6 separate regions of the Homo sapiens genome follow, and all the other regions are linked to region 3. Evidence: chromatin loops called from intact Hi-C (ENCODE). Cell type or tissue: PC-9. All regions are shown on one strand.

Evidence for each region. Peaks named below come from ENCODE experiments on the same cell type or tissue, not always from the same donor. Only the 100,000 strongest peaks of a DNase experiment are listed, where the experiment ranks them.
Region 1: a loop joins it to region 3, with 2.1 times the contacts of the local background. A loop is called at or near these places in 2 of 110 quality-filtered maps.
Region 2: a loop joins it to region 3, with 27 times the contacts of the local background. A loop is called at or near these places in 100 of 110 quality-filtered maps.
Region 4: a loop joins it to region 3, with 17 times the contacts of the local background. A loop is called at or near these places in 31 of 110 quality-filtered maps.
Region 5: it touches region 3 in a loop (5-fold over the local background); 20 of 110 quality-filtered maps call a loop at or near these places.
Region 6: a loop joins it to region 3, with 4 times the contacts of the local background. A loop is called at or near these places in 6 of 110 quality-filtered maps.

Annotation. Positions count from the first base shown.
Region 1 is chr16:19,282,787-19,286,786 of GRCh38, reverse strand. It overlaps CLEC19A (C-type lectin domain containing 19A), which reads right to left and starts at 1,056. Exons shown (of 5, transcript NM_001256720.2): 1 at 848-1,056. The coding sequence starts at 935. In PC-9, no CTCF peak of the experiment used is centred here; DNase peaks (open chromatin) are centred at 2,346 and 2,976; H3K27ac peaks cover 1,642 bases.
Region 2 is chr16:19,084,919-19,088,918 of GRCh38, reverse strand. No RefSeq gene overlaps it. Among named protein-coding and RNA genes, the nearest start is that of COQ7-DT, 19 kb to the right of the region's middle. In PC-9, a CTCF peak has its summit at 2,271 (motif pointing left); DNase peaks (open chromatin) are centred at 1,068 and 2,128; H3K4me3 peaks cover 2,567 bases; H3K27ac peaks cover 1,456 bases.
Region 3 is chr16:19,373,310-19,377,309 of GRCh38, reverse strand. All of the region lies in intron 1 of LOC105371114 (a long non-coding RNA gene), which reads left to right. Among named protein-coding and RNA genes, the nearest start is that of LINC02858, 41 kb to the right of the region's middle. In PC-9, CTCF peaks have their summits at 1,310 and 1,517 (motif pointing right); a DNase peak (open chromatin) is centred at 1,529; H3K27ac peaks cover 395 bases.
Region 4 is chr16:18,981,555-18,985,554 of GRCh38, reverse strand. It overlaps TMC7 (transmembrane channel like 7), which reads right to left and starts at 1,621. Exons shown (of 16, transcript NM_024847.4): 1 at 1,425-1,621. The coding sequence starts at 1,491. RefSeq lists a silencer at 1,651-1,710. In PC-9, CTCF peaks have their summits at 1,482 and 1,681; a DNase peak (open chromatin) is centred at 1,644; H3K4me3 peaks cover 1,420 bases.
Region 5 is chr16:19,177,640-19,181,639 of GRCh38, reverse strand. SYT17 (synaptotagmin 17) reads right to left here. Exons shown (of 8, transcript NM_016524.4): 4 at 1,101-1,249. LOC124903658 (a long non-coding RNA gene) reads left to right here. Exons shown (of 2, transcript XR_007065012.1): 2 at 194-892. Among named protein-coding and RNA genes, the nearest start is that of SYT17, 11 kb to the right of the region's middle. In PC-9, CTCF peaks have their summits at 1,350 and 1,555 (motif pointing right); a DNase peak (open chromatin) is centred at 1,569.
Region 6 is chr16:19,234,436-19,238,435 of GRCh38, reverse strand. The region is part of intron 7 of SYT17 (synaptotagmin 17); the gene reads right to left. Among named protein-coding and RNA genes, the nearest start is that of CLEC19A, 49 kb to the left of the region's middle. In PC-9, no CTCF peak of the experiment used is centred here; a DNase peak (open chromatin) is centred at 1,625; H3K27ac peaks cover 2,032 bases.

The sequences.
Region 1 (4,000 bases), 91 kb after region 3:
TACTTGAACGGGGATTTAAAAATGATATCTCTGCCACTGCTATGATAAATAAATCCATATATGAACATAAACAAGCCTGGAAAGAACCTGGTAGAGGTGACAGTCAAGACTCTTGGCCACCAAATTATAGGATTCAGAACTCTTCTCATCCAGATGAGGGTCCCCCAGAATCAGTAACCCAGCCTTCCTATTGCAAAGTGGAAGAAGTTGAGCTCATTTGAAGACCCTCACCCTCCATATGGGACACTGGGAGGCCACATGCCCAAGGCTGACAGGTTCTCATCCCTGGGGATGCCCCACAAGGCTGGGGGTTGCTGGGCCAGGCCTCCAGGGAGGCCATTAGAGGGACAAGTCTCCCTCCCTGCGCACCTAACCTCTGGTGGCACTGCAGCAGCTCTGAAAGCTCCCTGGGAAGGCTGTCACAGCCAAGGTGGGGTTGGGGCCCAGATGCCAAATCCCTCACAAAACTACCATGTTCAGATCTTCCTGTAGTGCCAGACACTGTGCAAAGCACTTTCCTCATGTTATCTTATCTGCCTTGCACAGTAGCCCAAAGAGAATGCCATTGCGACCCAACTTTCTAGAAGAAGCTGAGGCTCAGAGAGATCAAGAAACTTCCTCTATGTCACACAGCTTGTAAACTGCAAAACTGGGATTCAAACCCAGGACTTTTTGTGTCTGGGCCTAGAAGAGTGCCCATGACAAAGCTGGTAGGGGGAAAGCTGTCAGGAGACTCGGGTCAGGCCACCCCAACCCCCCAACAGAAGCTGCCAGGCCTCACCGATAGAATAAGTTCCTGAGAGTGTACTCCTCTCCACCTGCTCCCAGCCCTGGTCCCTGCACTTACCTGGACTGATACTGATGTCTGTTTGTGGAAAGGCCTGTGCAGAGTGGAGGGTCAGGAAGGCTGCAGCCCACAGTGTCCACCTTTGCATCCTGAGCTCCTAGAAAGCAACCTCCCAGCCTGAGTGGAGGAGAGAGGCTTTTTGGCTGGAGCTTGGGTCCAGGATTGCTCTCCTAGGGTCAGATGGAGCCTGGCAGGAGCTGGGACAGACTGGATGGACTCCAGTCCCCTCCTCTTTTCTTCCTTTTCTCCTCCCTCCTCTTCACACTGTTGGAGACAGCTCAGAATGACAGCTGAAAGCAAAGCAGCCTAGGCCAGCCCCCCTCAAAGAACCAAGAGACATTTTAGCTCCCAAGCTTGCCTCTGAACCAAGACAAAATTTAGCTCTCAGTCTTGTCTCTGAGTCACGCTGTGGCCTTGGGTGTGCACTTCTCTGAGACTCAGTTTCCCCCTCTGTAAAATGGGATGGTAACGAAACTCACATTCCAGCCTGTCACAGGAGACAAAGCATCTCACCTCCCTCAGAGTAGATATGTACTGGAAGGTAAAATTACTGCAAGTAAGCATTGAGCGCAGAGGTCTCCTGGGCCATGGATGTCATTTGTTTGGTCTGCAGAGTTTTAAATTCTAAAAAATTTGTTAAGGTATAAAACCAAGAGATGCTAGGTATAAGTCCGGATTTCTGCCTTCTATTGGAAAATCGGAAGACCTAACGAAACATAGCCCTCATTTCTACAGGGCAACAATTGCATGGAGCTGAGAAAGAGCATCTCTTTCAGCCAGGCTCTTTGAGCTTCGGTTCACCAAGGTCTCCACCCCATGGGTCTGATCCTGACAGCATCCACCGCTGAGGAAGCACCAGGAAGCCTGTGTGAGTCAGCCTCCTTTCCTCTCCCTTCACCTCTCAGGGTCTCTCAGGGTTCCTCCGGGGGTTAAAGGAGGCATCTGTAGAAGATTCAACAGAGTGTTGCACAGAATAAGTGCTCCACAAAGAGGTGCAAGTGTCATCACTAGTGCATAGCTCTACTGTGTGGCTTGCTCAGAATTCAATGTTTAAAAACCCCTAGTGTTTTCATTGGGATCTCATCGCTCTTTTGGAGAATCAATATTTCTAAAAACCACAGTCTTTCTCCCCCACTTTCTGTGTCCTTAGACAAGTCACTTTGCCTCTCTGAACCTCAGTTGCCTCCTCTGTAAAATGGGGGATAAGTAGAGTACCTACCTCACAAGGATTAAATGAAGTAATTTGTTTCTAAAACTTGGCATAGATGCTGGCAAGTAGTAGGTGCTCAATAAATGACAGCAACATTTGCTATTGTTGTCATTGATCTAGTGCAAGGCTTTCCTTGGCATCACCCACATCCCCTGCCCCTGCACTCCCTTATTCCTCTCCAGAAATGCTCTGCCAGGTGCCCTGACACCTCATGTGGCTGGCACTCACAGGGACTGGAATGTGTCTGTTTGGCTTCCAAGTCTTTCTGGAACACCTGCTGCTGTGCTTGTGAGAAATAACTTAACTTGTGCCCACACAGCTTGCCTTGCCTGCTGGCACTGGAGCTGAAAGTCTGCCAAGGTCTGACTCAGAATATGAGCACAGCTCAGGCTCAGCTTCAACCTACAGGATGCCTCCTCGGGTAGATCTGTTGCCTCAAAACTAGTGTACTGGTGCATATCCCAGAGCATGCACACTTACTTATTTATAAATGGGATATATTTATTACATGTTTATAAGTGATGTGCAGGTACGACTCACTGTACTAATATATTATTTCTGTTATAAAACACACACACCCACATTGGACATTATTAAAGGTTGATAAAAGATATAAATGTGGAAGAAAGTTTGGATATTTTCTCCCTACTCCCTATCATCTTGCAAGCTGAAATTTGGGGGCTCCTGCTGTCATGTTCCTGGGTGCTGCTTGGAATTTAAAAGTGTCTATCTTAGTCTGTTTTGTGCTGCTATACTAGAACACCTGAGACTGGTAATTTATAATGAACAGAATTTATTGGTTCACAGTTCTAGAGACAGGGAAGGCCAAGATCAAGGTGTTGGCATCTGGTGAGGGCTTTCTTGCTGAGTCATCATATGGTGGATAGTGAGAGGGTAAAAGAGAGATGAGTCACAGAGAGAGAGAGACAGAGCTTTTTAAAGAGGGGATGAACCCACTCCTGCCATACCTGAGCTACTCTTGTGATAACATCTTTGATCCATGTATGAGGGAAGAGCTCTTATAACCCAGACACCTCTTAAAAGTCCTGTAACCTCATCGGACCAGTCTAGTTCAACTTTTACGTAACAAAGTTGTGAGTTGTTTTTCATTTGCCATGGACCCTCAGATTGAAGGTCATGTAACCTGAGCATGCCCAGATGAACCAAGTGTGCAACCACAGGGGGAACCTAAGTGCTCAGACTGAGGAGCAGGGACTGAATTCAGAAGCAGACACTACATGGCAGGATCCAGAATCCAATCGGATTGAGCTCTGACGTTACCCCATGGCAGGATCCAATCAGGTCATGCCTCCCCACATCATCTCATTGCAAGATCCAATCAGATCATGCCTCATTACCCTATGCTTATAAAACCTGACCCAAACCCTAGCGTGGGGAGACAGATTTGAGCCTTTCCTCCTGTCTCCTTGCCAGCTGACTAGCAATAAAGCTTTTCTCTTCTTAAAAGCCAGTGCCATGATATTGGCCTCTGGGCACATTGGGTAGCAAGCCCATTGATTACTCAGTACCAGTCCCGCCTCCCAATATCATCACAATGACAATTAAATTTCAACTTGAGTTTTGGAGGGGACAGACATTCAAACCATAGCAATGTCTCTCTGGGTGTGGACACATTAAGTGGGAAGGAGAAGAGTGGTCCAAAGCAGGCCACTAGAAATCCTTCTAAAAAGTGGAGAATCCTTTGATTTGGCAAATAAACCTCCTAAATTATCTGTGTTGTATTTTGATGCCTGAAGGTTTTTATAAATCAGTTCATGTACCCTCTCTGAATGGAGACACACAAGATATTTGTTACTTGCTCAAACACAAGTATGGTCAATGGGCCAGCAGCACGGGGATCTCCTGGTAGCACATTAGAAATGCAGAATCTCAGGCCCCCCAAGACCTGCTGAATCAATTCTGCGTCCCAGGTGGGTTGTGTG
Region 2 (4,000 bases), 290 kb after region 3:
CAAAAGTGAAATGTTTTGTGTTGCTTTTAAATGATATAAGGGGAAAATATGAATTTCATGTTCTAAAATTCTTTTATTCCTCAGCACTTAGAATAATGTGTGCCCTTAAAGCGGTCAAATGAATAACTCCAATAATTATTCTTTAAGTGCCCATGTGGTCTTATTTAAACATACACACATACACAGAGCATCAATAAGTAAGTGCAACAGGTGTCATTCCCGTGCAGGTTTTTTTTTTTTTAATTGTTGCAATAAAGCCATTTAGAAATTAGGCATGGAAAATACCATAGAGAGGCTGCCGCCCCAGCAGAATGGGAAGCATGGGTGTTTGCCATTGTTTCCACCTGGCAAAGACAGCTTGGTCTGAAACATGTTTCCAGCTGTCACAGCACTGAATAAGTTACAGAAAATTGGAACAATAGGTCATATCCTAGCAGAAAACAGTGCAGGAAAAGCGGGACAGAATGGACATCCTGAATCAGCCCAGGCAAGTAGGATGTAAAGCGGGGAAAGTACATCCAAGCAGAAGCAGATTTAGGATGAATGCTTTTGTGGAATTAAACTATTGCTTCTTCTTTTTAAAAAATTATTATTAATATTATGATTATTATTATTATTGATACGGAGTCTCGCTCTGTCACCCAGACTGGAGTTCAGTGGAACCATCTTAGCTCACTACAACCTCCACCTCCAGGGTTCAAGCGATTCTCCTGCCTCAGCCTCCTGAGTAGCTGAAATTACAGGCACCTGCCACCGCACCTGGCTAATTTTTGTATTTTTAGTAGAGACAGGGTTTCTCCAAGTTGGTGAGGCTGGTCTTGAACTCCTGACTTCAAGTGATCCACTCGCCTTGGCCTCCCAAAGTGCTGGGATTACAGGCGTGAGTCACCGCGCCCGGCCAAATTTATTGAGACAGGGTCTCCCTGTGTTGCACAGCCTGGTCTCAAACTTCTGAGTTCTAGTGATCTGCCTGCCTCGGCCTCTCAAAGTGCTGGAAACCGCACCCGGCTTAAACCATTGCTTCTTAACCAGGGCTACACATCAGAGGTCCTGTGGGAGTTTTTATAATACGGTCATCCCTTAGGCCCAGCCCCATAGCTGCTGCTTCAGTAGGACTGGATAGAGCAGGAGCATTCATAGATTTTTTTTTTTTTTTTAATCTCGGGTTTATTCTGACTGGCATGCCCAGTTAAAAATCCAGGGTTAAACATTGGGAAATTCTAATTTTGGAAATATAATTGGATTTTTTTTAAGTGCAGGGAAGAAAGTATCATAAAGAGAAATTCTCAAAAGAAAGAAAGAAAGAAACACTTTGGGAGGCTGAGGCAGGATCGCTTAAGGCCAGGAGTTCGAGACCAGCCTGGACAAAATAGTGAGACCTCGTCATTAAAAATAAAAATAAAAATGAGATGGGCGCCGGGCGTGGTGGCTCACGCCTGTAATCCCAGCACTTTGGGAGGCCGAGACGGTGGATCACCTGAGGTCAGGAGTTCGAGACCAGACTGGCCAACATGGTGAAACCCCGTCTCTACTTAAAATAAAATTTAAAAAATCAGCTGGGTGTGGTGGTACGCACCTGTAATCCCAGGTACTCGGGAGGCTGAGGCAGGAGAATCGCTTGAACCTGGGTGGCGGAGGTTGCAGTGAGCCGAGATCGTGCCATTGCACTCCAGACTAGGGGACAAGAGCGAGACTTCGTCTCAAAAAAAAAAAAAAAAAAAAAAAAAAAATTAGATGGGCATGGTGGTTCACACCTGTAACCCCAGCACTTTAGGTGGCTGAGGAAGGAGAATCGCTTGAACCTAGGAGTTAGAGGCTGCAGTGAGCTATGGTTAGCCTGGGCGACATAGCAAGACCCTGTCTCTTACAGAAAAAAAAAACAAAAAAACAGTGCAGCCCCTTGGATGTTGTCTGATGCCTGAAGCTGGTTTTTCCACATGGCTCCCCTAGATAGAGTCTAATCGTCCCCGTTTTCCTGTTTCCCTTTTCTGAAAAAGAAAAATGTATCCTCCGGGATAGGACACCCGAGACGCATGGACGGCGCAGACTGGAGCAGCCAGCCGAGCCCTCCGCCTCTGGCCGTGCACACACGTGACATCAGTTCCCGTTCAACAAAGTCGAGATCGCGGGACTGGAGGATTGTGGCCAGGGTATCATATGTACCATATATAACGCGCAGCAATGACCCGGCCCTCCTGCCGGGCGTTGTCCCGCCGGCCTTGCAACAGAGCCTCGCAGGGTTCGCAGCGTGGGGCGCGGGCGCCCTCTGCCGGACACAGGCGGGCGCCGAGGGCCCGAGACCTTCTTTGCCCTTGGCGCGCCCGGGAGCCGATCTCTACGCGATCCAGGATGAAAGAACCTGCAGTGCTCGGGCTCAGCCCCTCAGGGTTGCCGTTTCAGAGGCAGAAGTGGGAGGACGCACGTCCTGGGGGCGAGAAGCGCCTTTTCAAGCTCTGAACACATGAGGTGGGAAAGTGCTTTGCGCTCCGGGATGTTTCTCGGGAACCCGCAGAAGCCAGACATGAGCGGTGTTGAGGCTGAAGCTCCACTTTGAAAGGTGTCTTTGGTTTCCCTGAGTTGGGAAAGGTTGTGTTTTCTTGGCCTCAAATCACCTGGATCAAGGGATCTTAAGGAGGACCTTAATGAGGGTCTGGTGTTTTTATTAAATTATCAGAGGTATGGGATCTTCCCAAGGGTTAAAACCTTGAGCTCGTCCTTCCTTCCCAGGGGTCCCTCCTTCTGAAAGATGGTCCTCCTAAGCGTTAGGGGGCCCCCAAAAGCCTGTGTTAGAAGTAACCCAGGCCGGGCGTGGTGTGGCTCACGCCCATAATCCCAACTACTTGGGAAGCTGAGGCAGGAAGATCGCTTGAGCCTGGGAATTTGAGGCTGCAGTGAGCTATGATCACCCCACTGCCCTCCAGCCTGGACAATAGGAGACCCTGTCTCAGGAAAAAAAAAAAAAAAAAAAAAAGGCAACCCAGATGTCCACCAAGAGGCAAAAAGATAAGATAAGCGGAGGAAGAATGGCTTAGTAGTTAAGTTTACAGCCTCTGGAACCAGGCCAAGGAGGTTCAACCACAGGCCTGGGCTGTGGTAGGAGCTGGGTCAGGTCAGCAGTGGTTCATAGAAGAGTATGGCAGCCAATTAAAGGAACGAGATGGAGCTCTATGAACTGACTTGGGAAGATGGCCAGTGTAGGTCACCGAGTGAAATGCACAGATTGCAGATCCAATGCATAATATTATTCCATTTGGGGAACAATACAAACTCAAACATGTATGTGGATAAAAGATTTCTAAAAACCATCCAGAAAGATACACACTGAATTATTAATAGTAGTTGCTTCTAGGGAACATTTGGAAGAAGAGCCTTTTTTTATTTTTCTCTTTCCTTTTTCTACTTATATGCAGTTTATATTTGATTTTGAGGCAAGTATTACTTTTGGAGGTGGAAAAAAAGAGAAAAATGCACTTAGTGGTAGGTTGCTACTAGCTTATCTCGAAGGAAATTGGTAACAGATTTACCAATTTACTGTTAATCAACAGTCTACAGGGAGATTTACTTGTCACTGTAAATACCCTTTAGCACTGTTGGGATATTTTCCTATGTGCATACATGCATTTTTATTACAAAAAAAAGTTTTAATGTTTTAAAAACAGGGCAATTTAACCTTGTCTTTAGTCCAACAAAAATGTATTGCATGTCAGGTACTCCGCTAAGCCTTGAAGACATGGAAACGACCAAATTGGTGTCTGCCTTGCAGGAGTTTATGGTCTGGCTCAGTGCGCCTCACACTTTTAACGTGCTTCCACATCACCTGGAGCTGGTGTATTGGTTACCTATTGCTGCATAACAAATGACCCCAACACTCAGCAGCTGGAAACAACATTTATCATCTAAAATAGTTGCTGAGGGTCTAATCACTCCTGAGTGATTCAGGAGTGACTTAGCTGGTTGATTCTGGCTTGGGGCCGCTCATGAGGTTGGAGTCAACATGTTG
Region 3 (4,000 bases):
TTTTGTAGAGATAGTGTTTCATCATGTTGCCTAGGCTGGTCTCAAACTCCTGGGCTCAAGTGATCCACCTTCCAAACTGTTGGCATTACAGGGGTGAGCCACCACACCGGGCCCTGAGTGTTATGCTTACTGTTTTGACTCTTTTGAGCCCTTATAGTACAGTCCTGAGTTGCTCAACGATGAAGATCTGTTTCAAGACATGTGTCATTAGGCAAGGTCATCTCTGTGTGAACATCATAGCGTGTACTCACATAAACCTAGATGGTATAGCCTTCTACACACCTAGGCTATAGGTATAATGGTATAGCCTGTTGCTCCTGGGGTACAAACCTGTACAGCACGTTCCTGTACTGAAGATTTTAGGCAATTGTAAAACAACGGGAAGTATTTGTATATCTCAACATAGAGAAGTTACGGTAAAAATACAGCATTATAATCTTATGGGACCATCATTGTGTACGCAGCCTGTTGTTGGTGGAAACATTGTCGCAGTGCATGACTGTATACATGATGCAGTGATTACAGTGGTAGGGATTGAGTATCCTGGTATAAGGGGCTGTGCTTTTGAAAATCTGTTTTTTTCTCTCTTGCTTTCTTTTTTTTTTTTCTTTTGAGACAAGGTCTCACTCTGTTGCCCAGGCTGGAGTGCAGTGGAGTGATCTCAGCTCAGTGCAACCTCTGTCTTTTAGGCTCAAGCCGTCCTCCCACATCAGCCTCCCAAACAGTTGGGACTACTGGCGCATGCTACCATGCCCAGCTAAATTTTTTTTTTTTTTTTTTGGTAGAGACTGGGTCTCACTACATTGCCCAGGCTTGTCTTGAACTCCTGAGCTCAAGAGATCCGCCCACCTCAGCCTCTCAAAGTGCTGGGATTACAGGCATGAGCCACCGTGCCTGGCCTCTCTTGCTTTTTTCTCTCCCTCTTCTTCCATAAAACCCAATTCCCTGCCTTATAATCAATCTCCCCGTTTACTTTTCTCTCTCCCTCTTCCCTCTACAACTTTCTCCAGTTCCAACTGCCTTGCTAACCTGATGATTTCCATTCACTGGTTCTTGGTGCTCTGATATCTTTGCTTTGTTTGTAATTTTACTGTCAGTGCATTTAAAGTCTAATTCAACGTTCAAAGTTCCCTGTAACCCACCCCAAACCGATCTACGACATCCTTATCTGTGCATCAACAATCTTGTTGGGTGCTGACAGAAAATACAGATTTCCTGGGCCCCACAGTAGGCCTATGGACACAGATCTCTGGGAGTGGGGTTTTTGGTAAAAATTATTCTAACAAAATTCTTATGGGGATCTGATGAACAGACAGCTTGGGGATCTCTTGTCACGGCTGAATTTATTACACTCGTAAATTTACAGTTATTATATGTGAATGGATGTCCATCTTCTCTACCAAATCCTGAGTTTATGGACATAAGACTGTGTCCAACACATATTATTTGTTCAATATGTATTTATAGAAGAAATGAAAAATACCCCAAACAAGCATCACATGGTGATGAGGTTCCCATAATCCACCAGCAGGTGGTGGAAGAGGCTAGGCCACAGTCAATAACTGGACCTGTGTTCTCATTCCCCCTAAGATTGACAGCAGGGGTGGGTTTACATTTTTTTTAAAAGTCGTTTTTAATGAACAATCCCATAAGTTTATGGAATGATTTCTGTTTGCAGCACATGAAAAACCTTCTTGAAGATCCCTTTAAAAGTCATTAAAAATGGAAACATTAAATGGATTTCCCTAGAAGAGGAATGACTTTTCCTCCAACAATTCTATCAATTAAGCATTTTCAAAGAGTACTTGATATTTTCCAAATAAATATATGGTGCTACTTACTGCACCTTCCTGGGCCTTGGTTCTTGCTAGTTCCCACAGGCTCCTTCCAGGTATGAGGGGGCTCCTGGGGGAGGGGTCATAGAGTTGTTTCTTGATCCAGATGCTGGTTTTACAGGTGATAAATTGTGAAAACTTAGCAAGCTGTTTGCTTACAGGTGCATTTTTCTGTGTGTATGTTATACGTCAAAAAGGTTGGAAAAAAAAAAAAAGGCTGAGCATGGTGGCTCATGCCTGTAATTCCAGCACTTTGGGAGGCCAAGGTGGGAAGATGAACTGAACCCAGGAGTTCAAGACCAGCCTGGGAAACAAAGTGAGACCCTGTTTCTACAAAAAAAAAAAAAAAAGAAAGAAAAAGTTAGCTGGGCATGGTAGCATGCACCTGTAGGCCCAGCTACTCAGGTGGCTGAGCTGCGAGAATTGCTTGAGCCCAGGAGTTTGAGGCTGCAGTGAGCCGTGATTGTGCCACTGCACTCCAGACTGGGCAACAGAGCAAGACTCTGTCTCAAAAAAAAGAAAACGTTAATAAAAAGAAGCAAAATCAATAAAGACCCAATATTAGTTTCCTATCACTACCACAACAAATTGTCACAAATTTAGTGGCTGCAAACAACATAAATTTATGATGTAGCCACTCTGGAAAACAGTACAGAGGGTCTTCAAAAAATTACCATATGCCCCAGCAATCCTCCTTCTGGGTATATACCTAAAATATTTGAAAAAGCATCTGTGCAGATATCTGTACTCCCATGTTCATTGCAGCATTATTCACAATAACCAGAAGTAGAAGCACCTAAATATCTATCAGCGGATGAGTGGATAAACAAAATGTGGTATATACACATAATGGAATATTATTCAGCCTTAAAAAAGGAAATCTTATCATATGCTGCAACATGGATGAACTTTGAGGAAATATGCTAAATGAAATAAACCAGTCACAGAAGGACAAATACTGCATGACTCCATTTATATGAGGTATCCAAATTAATCAACCTTTTTTTTTTTTTTTTTTTTAGATAGGGTCTCACGCTGTTGCCAGGCTGGAGTGCAGTGGTGTCGTCATAGCTCACTCCTGGGCTCAGTGGGCTCAAGTGATCCTTCTGCCTCAGCCTCCAGAGTAGTTGGGACTACAGGCACACAGCACTGCACCCAGCTAATTTTTTAATTTTTGTAGAGATGGGAGCTCACTATGTTGCCCAGGCTGGTATCAAATTCCTGGGCTCAAGTGATGCTCTTCTCTTGGCCTCCCAAAGCATTGGGATTACAAACATGAGCCACCATGCCTGGCTGTCAAACTCTTATAAACAGAAAGTAAAACAATGATTATCAGGAGGCGTGAAGGAGAGGAAAACAGGGCATTGTTGTGGATATAGTCTCGTTTTTGCAAGATGAAAAACTTCTAGAGGCTCATTGCAGAACAATGTGCCTATAGTTAACACAACTGTTCTGTACACTTAAAAAGAGTTAAGATGGTATTTTTTTTTACCAGAATAAAAAAACCTCACAAATGTATTATCTTATATATCTATAGGTCAGAAGTGCAAAATTTGTCTCACTGGACTAGAATCAAGGTGTGCAAAGGGTTGCATTTCTTTCTGGATGTTACAAGGGAGATTCCCTTTCCTGCTTATTTGAGTTGTGGGCAGAATTCTGCCCTTTGCAGCTATAGGGATGGAGCCCTGGTTTTCCGTCCGGCCATCAGCCAAGGGCTGTTGTCATCTTCTAGAAACTTCCACATACTGTGTTCCCCTCCTCCATATTCTGAGCCAGCAGTGACTGGAGGCGTCTTTTGCTTATAGCATTTCTCTGACCCACTTTTCTGCCTCTCCTTTCTATTGATAAGGACTTGTGTTATTAGATTTGGTCCAATTGGGTAATCTAGGATAATCTCCCACTTTGAGATCCATAATTTTTTTTGAGACAGGGTCTCGCTCTGTTGCCCAGGCTGGAGTGCAGTGGCACGATCTCAGCTCTCTGCAACCTCTGCTTCCCTGGTTCAAGCAATTCTTGTGCCTCAGCTCCTGAGAAGCTGGGATTACAGGCACCCACCACGACACCCAGCTAGTTTTTGTATTTTTAGTAGAGATAGGGTTTCACCATGTTGGCCAGGCTGGTCTTGAACTCCTGGCCTCAAGTGATCTGCCCACCTCGGCCTCCCA
Region 4 (4,000 bases), 390 kb after region 3:
CTTGACATCTTCAATATAATGGATTCCACTAAAATAAGATGACTATTAATAGGAACCAACTAAAAAAATACTTGACTAGCTGTTATTGAAAGGCTGAAATTCAGCTGACATAAGCAGTATTAATATTGAGCTAGAAAATAATTCGCATTGAATCCACCCCAACTTTTGTTTTCTGATTTGGGTCTCTTCTAAATTTTTTTTTTCTTCTGGACATTGGGAACAATCCAATTTGAAGGCCTCAATGACCAAATCTACACTCATGTTTTATTCTATATCCTTGGTTTCTTTTTTTTTTTTTGAAACAGTCTTGGTCTGTCGCCCAGGCTGGAGTGCAGTGGCGCAATCTCGGCTCACTGCAACCTCCGCCTCCCGGGTTCAAGCTATTCTCTGCCTCAGCCTCCCAAGTAGCTGGGATTACAAGCACCCACCACCACTCCTGGCTAATTTTTGTATCTTCAGTAGAGATGGGGTTTCACCATCTTGGCCAGGCTGGTCTTGAACTCCTGACCTCGTGATCCACCCGCCTCAGCCTCCCAAAGTGCTGGGATTACAGGCGTGAGCCACCACGCCCGGCCCTACATCCTTGGTTTCAGTAAATCTCTATTCTAAAACTGAAAAAGAGAAAACATTGCAGATAAAACTTTACAGCAGGGTCTTGTGTTTTGTTCAGGACAAGATTCGTAAGCTCCAAATGCTACAAGGAACCCTGCCTGAGTGCTGGCAACTTTTTTATCCTGACTGGGCAGCCGTTGTACATATTTCTGTAGAAATTCATGGAGCTGTATACTTTACTGTAATTCTACCCGATACAAAAGATTATAATACTTGGCTGGCTACCATTTATTGTGACTGTCTAGCCACAATGCCAGGCACTGTGCTAGACACATCACACGATTCTCAGCTAATCCCCGCCCCATTCTATTCCCATTTTACTGCTGAAGGATCTGAGGCTCAGAGAAGGCAAGCCACTTACCAAAGGTCCCACAGCAATAAACAGACAAGGCAGAATTCGGTTTCAAGTTGGTCTAACTGTATGTGAAGGCTGAAATGTCCGGGAGGCAGGCACCTCATACCAGAATGTTAGGCGTGGAGGGGGTGCTCAAATCCTTTCATTTAACAGCAGATGAGGCTATTGAAAGACTGTCTCGGTCAACAGCTGGAAGACAAACCCACCACGGTCCAGACTGCAGTTCTCGTGTCCTTTTGGCCCGGCTGGGTTCCACTGGATTGGATGAGGACGCGTTTGTGGAGGGAGCAGGAATAAGGAAGATCTCCTTCCCACCTGCTGTTCCCCAGAGCCGGGAGCACCCGGCGTCGGGGGTGGGAGGGAACAGCGGCCAGGCCGAGCCTCCAGCACCCGGCTCCCTCCGTGCGCCCTCGGACCCCAGGGGCACCGTCCCCGCGCGCGCTCCCTGCCGCCCTACCTGGATGGACCGCCGGCTGCCGGCTGGGCCTGCCGGGCTGGAGCGCACTGCCGCTGGACTCGCTCATGGCCGCGCCCCGCGCTCCTCAGAGGCTGCCGAGGACCCTCTCCAGCCGCCGCCGCCGCCGCCGCCTCCCCGGCCTTCCCTCGCGGAGCCGGGATTCCAGGTTCCGGCGCTGACATCACAGAAGCCGGAGTGGGGCGCCCCCGCGAGGAGCCGAGCATCAGGGACCGCAGAGGGGCTGCAGAGCCCGGGAGATCCGGCAAGGCTCCATCCAGCGGTGGCGACAAGCAGCGACCTCCCTGATGTCTCACTGAGCTTAAAAAATAACAATAGATTGGGCGCACTGGGAGCCCAGTCTCCACCAGGACCCGGTACACCCATGTAACAAACATGCACATGGACCCCCTGCATCTAAAATCAAACCTGATCTAATAAAGAAATAAATAACAAAAATAACTGGTTGGGAGTGGTGGCTCACGTCTGTAATCCTCGCATTTTGGGAGTCCGAGGCTGGAGGACCGCACGAACTCACAAGTTTGAGACCAACCTGGCCAACACAGTGAGACCCCCATCTTTAAAATTAAAAAATAAAAAGTCCACACGCAAAAAACCCCAAGACTCCAAATCAGTGCATCTAGTAAGTTACCATTTGGGAACAAAAAGGAAACCAAAAAATATATTTGTACATGCTTGTAAATGCCTAAGCTATCTCCCTAGAGGGTGCAAAAAACTGGCTACCTGTGGTAGCTCTGGGTGGGGAGCTAGAGGGCCGAGTGAAGAGAAAACCACGTGCAGTGTTTGTCTTTTACGTTTTGCACTATATCCTCGTTTCATCTCTACCTCTGTTCGTGTGCAGGTTAAAAACATAAAATTGCCAGGCGCAGTGGCTCACACCTGTAATCTCACCACTTTGAGAGGCCGAGGCGGGAGGATCACCTGAGGTCAGGAGTTCGAGACTATCCTGGCCAACACGGTGAAACCCTGTCTCTACTAAAAATACAAAATTAGCCTGGCATGGTAGTGCATGCCTGTAGTCCCAGCTACCAGGGAGGCTGAGGCAGGAGAATCGCTGGAACCCAGGAGGCAGAGGTTGCAGTGAGCCGAGATCACGCCACTGCACTCCAGCCTGGGCGACAGAAGGAGACTCCATCTCAGAAAAAAAAAGAAAAAGAAAAGTAATTGCTAAATATAAATAAATGGGGAAAATGGAGAGAAATCTCCTGTGCAGATTTTGAAATCATTTACGTAGATACTTTAAGGATGGGGAGCTTAGCTCCCTACTCCTTAAGTGTGAGTTGCCCATAGCGACATCCTTCCAAAAGAGTGCAGTATGGAAGTGGTGGTGGAAGAGGGTGAGGGTGGGTTTTATATTAGATAATACCTGACAAACACTGTCTCAGACAGATGATCAAAGTTAACATCATCCGGGATCAGTGGCTCACACCTGTAATCCCAGCACTTTGGGAGGCCGAGGCAGGTGGATCACTTGAGGTCAGGAGTTCGAGACCAGCCTGGCCAACATGGCGAAACCCTGTCTCTACCAAAAATACAAAAAAATTAGCTGGGCATGGTGGCGGGCGCCTGTAATCCCAGCTACTAGGGAGGCTGAGGCAGGAGAATCTCTTGAACCCAGGAGGCGGAGGTTGCAGTGAGTCGAGATTGCACTACTGCACTCCAGCCTGGGCAACAGAGTAAGACTCCATCTCAAAAAAAAAAAGTAAATAAGTAAATAAGTTAACATCAACATTAAGCCATGAGGATGGTGTGCACCCTTCCTACGATGGGATGAGAAGGGCACTTTACCTCTGTGGTCATAAGAAAAATATCAGACAAATTCAACTGAGGGGCATTCTACAGAATACCTGATTAGTATTCCTCAAAACTGTCAAGGTCATTTAAAAAAAAAAAAAAAGGAGGCTGGAGACTGGGTGTGGTGGCTCATGCCTGTAATCCCAGCACTTTGGGAGGCCAAGGCAGGTGGATCGCAAGGTCAGGAGTTCGAGACCAGCCTGGCCAAGATGGTGAAACCCTGTCTCTACTAAAAAAAATACAAAAAATTAGCTGTGTATGGTGGTGGGCACCTGTAACCCCAGCTACTCAGGAGGCTGAGGCAGAGAATTGCTTGAACCCAGGAAGCGGAGCTTGCAGTGAGCCGAGATTGTGCCACTGCACTCCAGCCTGAGCAACAGAGTGAGACTCCGTCTCAAAAAAAAAAAAGGCTGGACGCAGTGGCTCATGCCTATAATCCCAGCACTTTAGAAGGCTGAGGTAGGAGGATGGCTTGAGCCCAGGAGTTGGAGACTAGCCTGAGCAACACAGTGAGACCCCATCTCTCCAAAAAATTTTAAAAATTATCTGAATGTGGTGGTGCACGCCTATAATCTGAGCTACTCAGTTCCTGGAACACAAGTTAAAACACATTAAAAACTATGGAAATCTTAATAAAGTAGGGACTTCAGTTAATAGTCATGTATCACTCTTGGTTCATTAATTGTGAGAAATGTACCATATTGATGTAGGATGTTAATAGTAGGGGAAACTGGGCGTGGGCCATGTGAAAACTCACTATCTTA
Region 5 (4,000 bases), 200 kb after region 3:
CACACCATTTACGTGCTCAACAGCTACGTGTGTCTAGTGATTGTTATACCAGACAGCGCAGCTCTAGACCAGCCCTCTCATTTTACAAATGGGAAGACTGAGGCCTAAAGAAATCCAGTGCTCCCTCTGTTTCACTATTTCATGCCCTTGAACTCTTTTTTTTTCTACTTTTTTCTTTTCCCTCTATCCCCAGGAAAGGTTGGACACCAATGATCTCCACCTGAATGGATTTGTTTCATGCATTTGAAGCTTTTCCCTCTGTCTGGTGAATTTCAGACATCGGTTCACACAGAGCAGAGATACTTTTGTGGAGCAGAAGGAGGTTGGGAGCCTCTGGGTGTTTGTCCTCCTTTTTCCTCCTCACCCAAATCATGCTGTTTGGTCAAACACATACGCCACACAACAGAGTGGACAAATTGGGTGGTCAAATTTGATGGCCACACATACATTTTGTTTAGGCTTGAAAGTAAGAATGTTTCACATAAAAAAACCCAGATTGCCAATATCTCTTTACAAAGATCAGACAATACGGAGCCCCCAATCCCATACAGCTACCATTGGCCAGAGCTGAGTAGCAGACACCCTGGCCCCCTTTCAATGGGGCATTTGCTTTTCAATTGACCGAAGTCCCCACCCTGCCCTAGTAACTCTCCAGACAGAGCGGCAGCTGCCATTTGTCACTGCACTCAGGCAATGTTTATCTCTATGCAACCTCTGCACTTGGCCACTGATGCAACCCGCCTAGCTCCCAAAGTCACCAGAATTGACAAACCCTGCTATATAATATAGCCACACTCATCTTTCAGAATCTGAAATGATATACACTGACAATGTTAATCAATTCAGCCAATTCAATCAAACTTAAAATTAATAAAGCAAAAATCAATCAAAATGATTGCTTTTGATTAAACTCAGCAGCAATCAGGTGTGATGCCCTCCTCTGTCACACCGTCATTATCTCTCTCTCGCCCTGTCTCCTGGACTGTCATCCCACTCTGCCGCCCTCCCCCAGCAATAACACTGCCCTTCATGACTCTCCGTGGGAGAGTGTCTGGGAAAGCCAGCCAGGGCCCCCAGAAAGGTAAAGCAGAGATACTTACTCGAAATCCTCCGCGTCAGGCTGTATGTAGACTTGGATGTGTCTGAGGACGAGCGTCTTCCATCCGGGGAATTGGTCCGTGGGGTCAGCGGGACTTCGCTGGCCGTGTGGACAGAGTCACCATCCTTGTCACTGCTCCGGCTGGCCATCCTATAGGAAGGGAAGAGGTCTCAGTAGCTGTCCAGGAATCCCCGGGGACTGGCATCTCTGTCCCTTGGGGGTTAAGACCCACGATGAAACCGCTCTCAGACTCATTTTATGCAACATGGAATAATGCAAATTTGACAGTGTGGTGTCCTTAAACTCTCAACAACGTCTTGCTTTTTGCACAAAATGTGAAATGATATGAAGAAATATTCCCCAATTTAGAACAATCTGTCAAGAACTTGCATAATTTCAAAGCTGGGGTTGGGTGGAGAGCTGTGTAAAGTTAAGCTGTCGCCACGTGGGGGCGCCACTTTGGCTCAGTGAAGCCCGAGACCTGTCAATCTCCAGCCTGGAGTGAACCGTCTGGTTGTTTTATAGGCATCCGAACTTCTGCTTTTGGTTACAAGTGTCCTGGTATTTCAACAGTCACTGTGTCTATAATTTAAGATCTTTTAAAAATATCCTATAACAATGTCACTCAAGGGTTCTTTGCGCGGCAGAAATGGCCCTGAAAATCAACAATTTCTGAACAGAAGTTTGATGTAAAGAAATAGCTATAAATTAGCAGCAGCCGTGACTCAATGTGCTCCCAATAAAGAACTGCTGAGAAATTGGGAAGGAGGATGTAGGGGTGGATGGAGAAGGAAGACGATACAGGGTAGTCATTGAGAGAACCGCTGGGGCTGAACCCTGGCTGGGTGCTGGGGCAAGTCCCTTTCCCCTCCCGTACCTCCATTTCCCCATCTGTAAAGTGGAAATATTGACAGTACCCACATTATACGGTGGTTGTAAACACTGAATGAGTTAACACATATAAAATGCGTAGAGGCCGAGCATGGTGGCTCACACATATAATCCCAGCATTTTGGGAGGCCAAGGCAGGAGGATCCCTTGAGGCCAGGAGTTTGAGACCAGCCTGGGCAACACAGCAGGACCCATCTCTACTGAAAGTTGGCTGGGCATGGTGGCCCACAGCTGTAAACTTTGTGAAGAATGTAAACTTTGGGAAGCTAAGGCAGGAGGATCACTTGAGCTCGAAAGTTTGAGATCAGCCTGGGCAACATGGCAGAACTCTGTTTCTACAAAAAAATTTTTTAAATTAGCTGGGCATGGTGGTCTGTGTTTGTAGTCATAGTTACTTGGGAGGCTAAGGCGGGAGGACTGCTTGAGCCCAGGAGTTTGAGGCTGCAGTGGGCTATGATTGTGCCACTGTACTCCAGCCTGGGTGACACAGCAAGAGACCCTGTCTCAAAAATAAATAAAATGCTTAGAACAGTGCTTGGTTGCGTAGTAAACAGCTGCTCAATACATCTTGAAACATTTTTTATTGATTGATCGATCAATTCATTGTTTTTTTTTTTAAGAAACAGGGTCTCACTATGTTGCCCAGGCTGGACTCGAACTCCTGGGCTCAAAGTGATCCTCCCGCCCTCAGCCTCTTGAGTAGCTGGGACTATAGATGCATGCCTCCATGCCCAGCTTAGTTGATATTATTACAACTGGGGTGGCTTTAAGATCCCCCCCAATACTCATAAAGCTAGGTAAGGATGCTGGAGGGATGGGAAAGGAGGTAGAAAAACAGCTGGTGACGTCGTTTTGAGACTGATGCTGCTAATAACATGCCCCTAAGCCATAATGGCTGTAGATTTATGCCTTCCGAGGCTGCATACCCCCCAACTTGACATTAAAGCCTATGGGAAAACTCGTCTTGAAAAATGCAAGTTTTGAATGCTGTGAGGTCTTCAGACGCATCCTGTGCATGAGATGAGACTGATCTGATGTTCTTCAAAAGTGTTATCAGGAGCTAGGCATGGTGGCTCATGCCTGTAATCCCAGGACTTTGGGAGGCTGAGGTGGGTGGATCACTTGAGGTCAGGGGTTCGAGACCAACCCGGCCGACATGGCGAAACCCCATCTCTATTAAAAGTACAAAAATTAACCTGACGTGGTGGCATGCACTTGCAGTCCCAGCTACTTGGGAGGCTGAGGCATGAGAATCACTTGAAACTGGGCGGGCACGGTGGCTCACGTCTGTAATCCCAGCATTTTGGGAGGCTGAGGCGGGTGGATCACGAGGTCAGGACATCGAGACCATCCTAGCTAACACGGTGAAACCCCATCTCTACTAAAAAAAATACAAAAAATTAGCCGGGCGTGGTGGCGGACGCCTGTAGTCCCAGCTACTCGGGAGGCTGAGGCAAGAGAATGGCATGAACCCGGGAGGCAGAGCTTGCAGTGAGCGAGATTGCACCACTGCACTCCAGCCTGGGCGACAGAGCTAGACTCCGTCTCAAAAAAAAAAAAAGGAGAATCACTTGAACCTTACCCAGTCTTGGGTATCCCTTTATCACAACAGAAAACAAACTAATACAGGTTGGGAGAAGGATGAATAACTAATTTGCACCACTGTTAAAAGGCAGAACCCCAGCTAAGCCAGTAATGCTAAACTCTAAATGGCACACACTCCCAATCGCCAAGTGGGGCATCTCTGAGAGGGCTGTAAGAGCTCTGCACATTGTAGGCATTCAATATGTGCTTGTTCGACAAACAATCAACCAACTTGACTTTAATTCACTCTTCAATGAGGGTCTTTCTGGCATTGCTTCAAAAAGCACCAGTCAGATTGTGCAGTTTTCCTAATCTTCACCAGCCCAGCCCAGCCAAGAAAAGTTGGGGGCCCACAGGACATGAGCATATGTGACAATTAATGTATCCCCAAGATCACACGCAGAGCACACACAAAGGGCCAGCTCA
Region 6 (4,000 bases), 140 kb after region 3:
AGGGTAACAGGTCAGGTCTATGCTTCTATCTCCTGACCGCCTGGCTAGAGTTCTGGCCTCTGCCGACATCCAGGTTCAACACCACAATCAACTGAGCCCTTGCTTTATGCCAAGCACTGCACTGAGCCCATTTATACATTATTTCCTTTTGTCCCCACAATAGCCTGTGAGCTGGGAACTGAGATCTACAGACAAGAAATCCTGATTCAGAAGAGATAAGTAACTTGGCCAAGATAGGGAATGGTCCTTTACATCTGATCCATCAGCATGTTCTGCTGATCCTACCTCCAACATTATAGTCCAGTGAGTGACTCTCTGAAACCCTTCTGCCACCTCTCCAGTCCAATCTGCCATTAACACAGTGGTCTTTCAGATGATTCTCCTCTCAACAGCTGGAAGGATATTTTTCAAACATCTAAGCCACATCACTTCTCTGGTCAACATCCTCCAAAGACGTCTCAATGTACTTAGAAAAAACCATCAACTTCTTATCCTGCAGGCTCTACTTGATCTCCCCACTGATATTTCTGCAAACTCATAGTCCCCCAACCCTGCTCTGGCCATAGTGGGGTGACACGGGAGAACAGAGGGAGGGTCTCCTAGCTATTCAAAGTGGTGCAGGGCAGATGAGCCCCAAAGTAGGGCTTAGTCCATGAGGGTTCCTGGCTTTGCCCGGGAAAGAATTAAAGGGTGAGCTGGTGGTAGGGTAGAAGAAAACAGCTTTATTGAAGCAGCAGTGTGACAGCTCTGTGACTGCTCCTGCAGAGCAGTGCTACCCCATAGGCAGTGTGCTGAGTAGCAGCTCAGGGCAGTTTTGTAATCACCTTTATACCTACGTTTAATTACATGTAGATTAAAGGGTGGATTATGCAGAAATTTCTAGGAAAAGAGTGGTAACTTTTGGGTTGTCGGGTCATTGCCGTGGAAAGGGACGGTAACTTCCAGGTGTTGCCATGGCAATGGTAAACTGAGATGGCGCACTGTTGGGTGTGTCTTATGGAAAGCTGTTTTCCCCCATCCCTGTTTTAGCTAGCCCTCAATTTGGTCCAGTGTCCAAGTCCCACCTCCTGCCTCAAAAGTGTGGGTCTCAGACCAGCACAGGTGTCACCTGGAACTTATTAGAATACAGATGCTCAGGTGCCTCCTCAGGCTTATGGAATCAGAAACCACATTTTAACAAGACCCCCAGTTGATTCACAGGAACATCAATGTCGTGGTTAAGAGTGAGTGAAAAGGGCTTTGGAACCAAGCAGCTTTAAGTTGGAAGCTCAGCTCAACCACTCACCAGCTGGATGACTTTGCACGGTTGCTAGTTACTACCTAAACAGTGAAAAAGTAATCTTACCCAAAAAGAGGCCTAGCCTTTGTCTTTGGCTCCTAGGGACTGATCTCTAGGTCCCTGGAATGTTCTGCCTAAGAAGAGTATCTTTGTTTGCCTAGGGGCTTTGACTCTTGGCTAGCCTAGCAATGTGATTTATGATTGGGGCTCTAGGATCACATAGTATCAATTCAGACTTATGGTGAAACTGATCATGAAAGGTCTTACCCAGACCTCTGGGAGGGGATAGAGACTGAAGATCAGCCACCTGAGCAGTATGTGATTGAGGCTCAGTAAAATCTCTGGATGCCAAAGGCGTGACAAGCTTCTCTGGCTGGCTATACTGTTTGCATTGTCACACACAGTGACTGAGTAGAGGTAATGCTGTTTGTGACTCACAAGGCGGACAGATGACTAGAGTCTCAGAGTTTGACCCCTCCTGGACTCTGCCCTATGCGTCTCCTCCCTTGGCTGATTTTAATTTGCACCCTTTTGCTGTAATAAAACTGTAGTCATAAGTAGCACTTTCCTGAGTTCTAGTAGTCTTTCTAGCAAATTATTGAACCTGAGGGAGGTCACAGGGGCCCTGAAATTGTAACCAACTGGTCTGAAGGGAGGTAGTCCTAGAGACCTCAGAACTTACAGCTGGTATCTGAAGTGAGGGCAGTTTTGGGTGAACTGTTCTCTCACTCTGCAGTTGGCTATACTCATTGCACTTCCCGTCCCTAAGCTTCGAGTTTCCCCAGCTGAAAAATGATCATAAAATAGATCATAACTTATATGTTTGTTGAAAGATTAAATGAGAAAATCAACATACAGGTGGTTCATGATAAATAGAAGTATTACTGTCCCCATTGTTCAGACAAGAAAAAAACCGAGGTTCAGCGTGGTAAAGCAACTTGCCCACAGTCACACAGAAGCCAGCTCTGGCTGACTTTGACCATGGTGCCACACAGCTTCCTCATGAATTGCTAATGTTTTCTGAGAAGGGAAGAACAAGAGTGGTTTGGTTAAGCCAGGAGCCCAGCAATCTGGTAAGGAACTCAGGGGTTGTCTGGGGTGAGTCGCCTGTCTCCATGCCAATGCTCCCCACTGTTTTTTCTTCTTTCCTTCTGGGATTCATGTGACATAAATGTTCTGGAATCCATGTGACATGAACATTAAACCTTTTTGATATTTCTCCATAGGTCTCCCCACCCTTTTCTTTCCCCGATTTTTTTCACTCTCTGTTGCATAATTTCTCTGGATCTGTCTTCGAGCCCACTAACACCTTCCTCTGTCACCTCCATTCTGCTATTGAGTTCATCCAGCAAATATTTTGTTTCAGTGATTGTACTTTTTCAGTTCTAAAATTTCCACGTAATTCTAATATCTTCTATTTCTCTGTTGATCTGCTGACATTTTCTACCTTATCATTCTTTTCAAGAGGGTTCACCCTTACTTCGTGGAGCATGGTTATAATAGTTGCTTCAAAGTCTTCATCTGATAATTCCAACATCTGGGCCATCTTGTGGTTGGCATCTGTTGATTACACTTTCTCTAAGAATTTGCCAGATTTTGCTAATTCTTCGTAAATCAAGTCATTTTGGGTTGTATCCTGGCCATTTTTAATATTATGAGACTCTAGGTCTTGCTTAAATCCTATTGAATATGTTGACTTTTTAAGAAATTGACATGGAAAAGTTCAGGCTACAAGTTCTATCCTGCCTTCTGTTTGCTGTTATTTTGATGTCAGTTCAGTTTTCAAAGGCCTTGCAATGCTATTTGTATCTGCCCCTCAGATGTGTCCCCAAGGGACCTAGGTGGTGAGCCACCCTATAGTTTGGTTTTCAGTGTCTTTAGTAGACTGTTTAGAATAATATCCACTTGTGTAGCTTGGAGATGAGTCCAGTAGTACATACACAGTTTTATGGAACCTATTCTTAAGTTCTTCCCCTTTATAATACTCCCCATACTGTAGCTCTCAGGGGCTCACTTTTGTGGTCCTCTGGCTTTAATCCCTTCGCTCTGCAGCTCACTTCCCATGACTGATCTGGCGCTGAGTGCCTACTGCCAGGTCTTGCTCTGACCTATCTCCCCATACTGCCAATCCCAAGAAACTTCAGGGAGCACAAACGCCTGGTTCTGCATCTGAGTTGGCACAGATTTGGTGTCAATTCCTGGCTCCCAGACATCATACCACTGGCAGCTTTGGAATGATGGTGAACAGGTGAGGGAGATGCTGGGGCAACAACCACAGGCTGCTGGGCTGAGCTATTAAATACCTCCAAAGCACCAGGTTTTCAACTCTTTCACAGACTGCAATGATTAAAACAGCAGATATAATTTTCCAAGTGGCCACTTCTGGATGGGCCCACAGGCTGATTTGCCTTTAACCCCCATAAAAAGAATGATTGCTACACTTTACACAAAAGTAAGCTGGATCTCAGAGAGGCAGTGTCACTTGCTTGAGGTCACACAGCTGATTTATCATGGGGCCAAGATTCAAACTCAAGTCTGTGTAATTCCAGGTCCTGCTCTTCTATGGCAGGGTCCATCAATTATCATCATCATCAATCATATTTCACATTTATTGAGCACTAACTGTACAAGGCACTTTCTAAAGCTTTTTATATAAAATAGTGAGATTTTCAGCATTAGAGGAAAGGTAAAAATAAATATATAAAATAAAAATTGAGATTG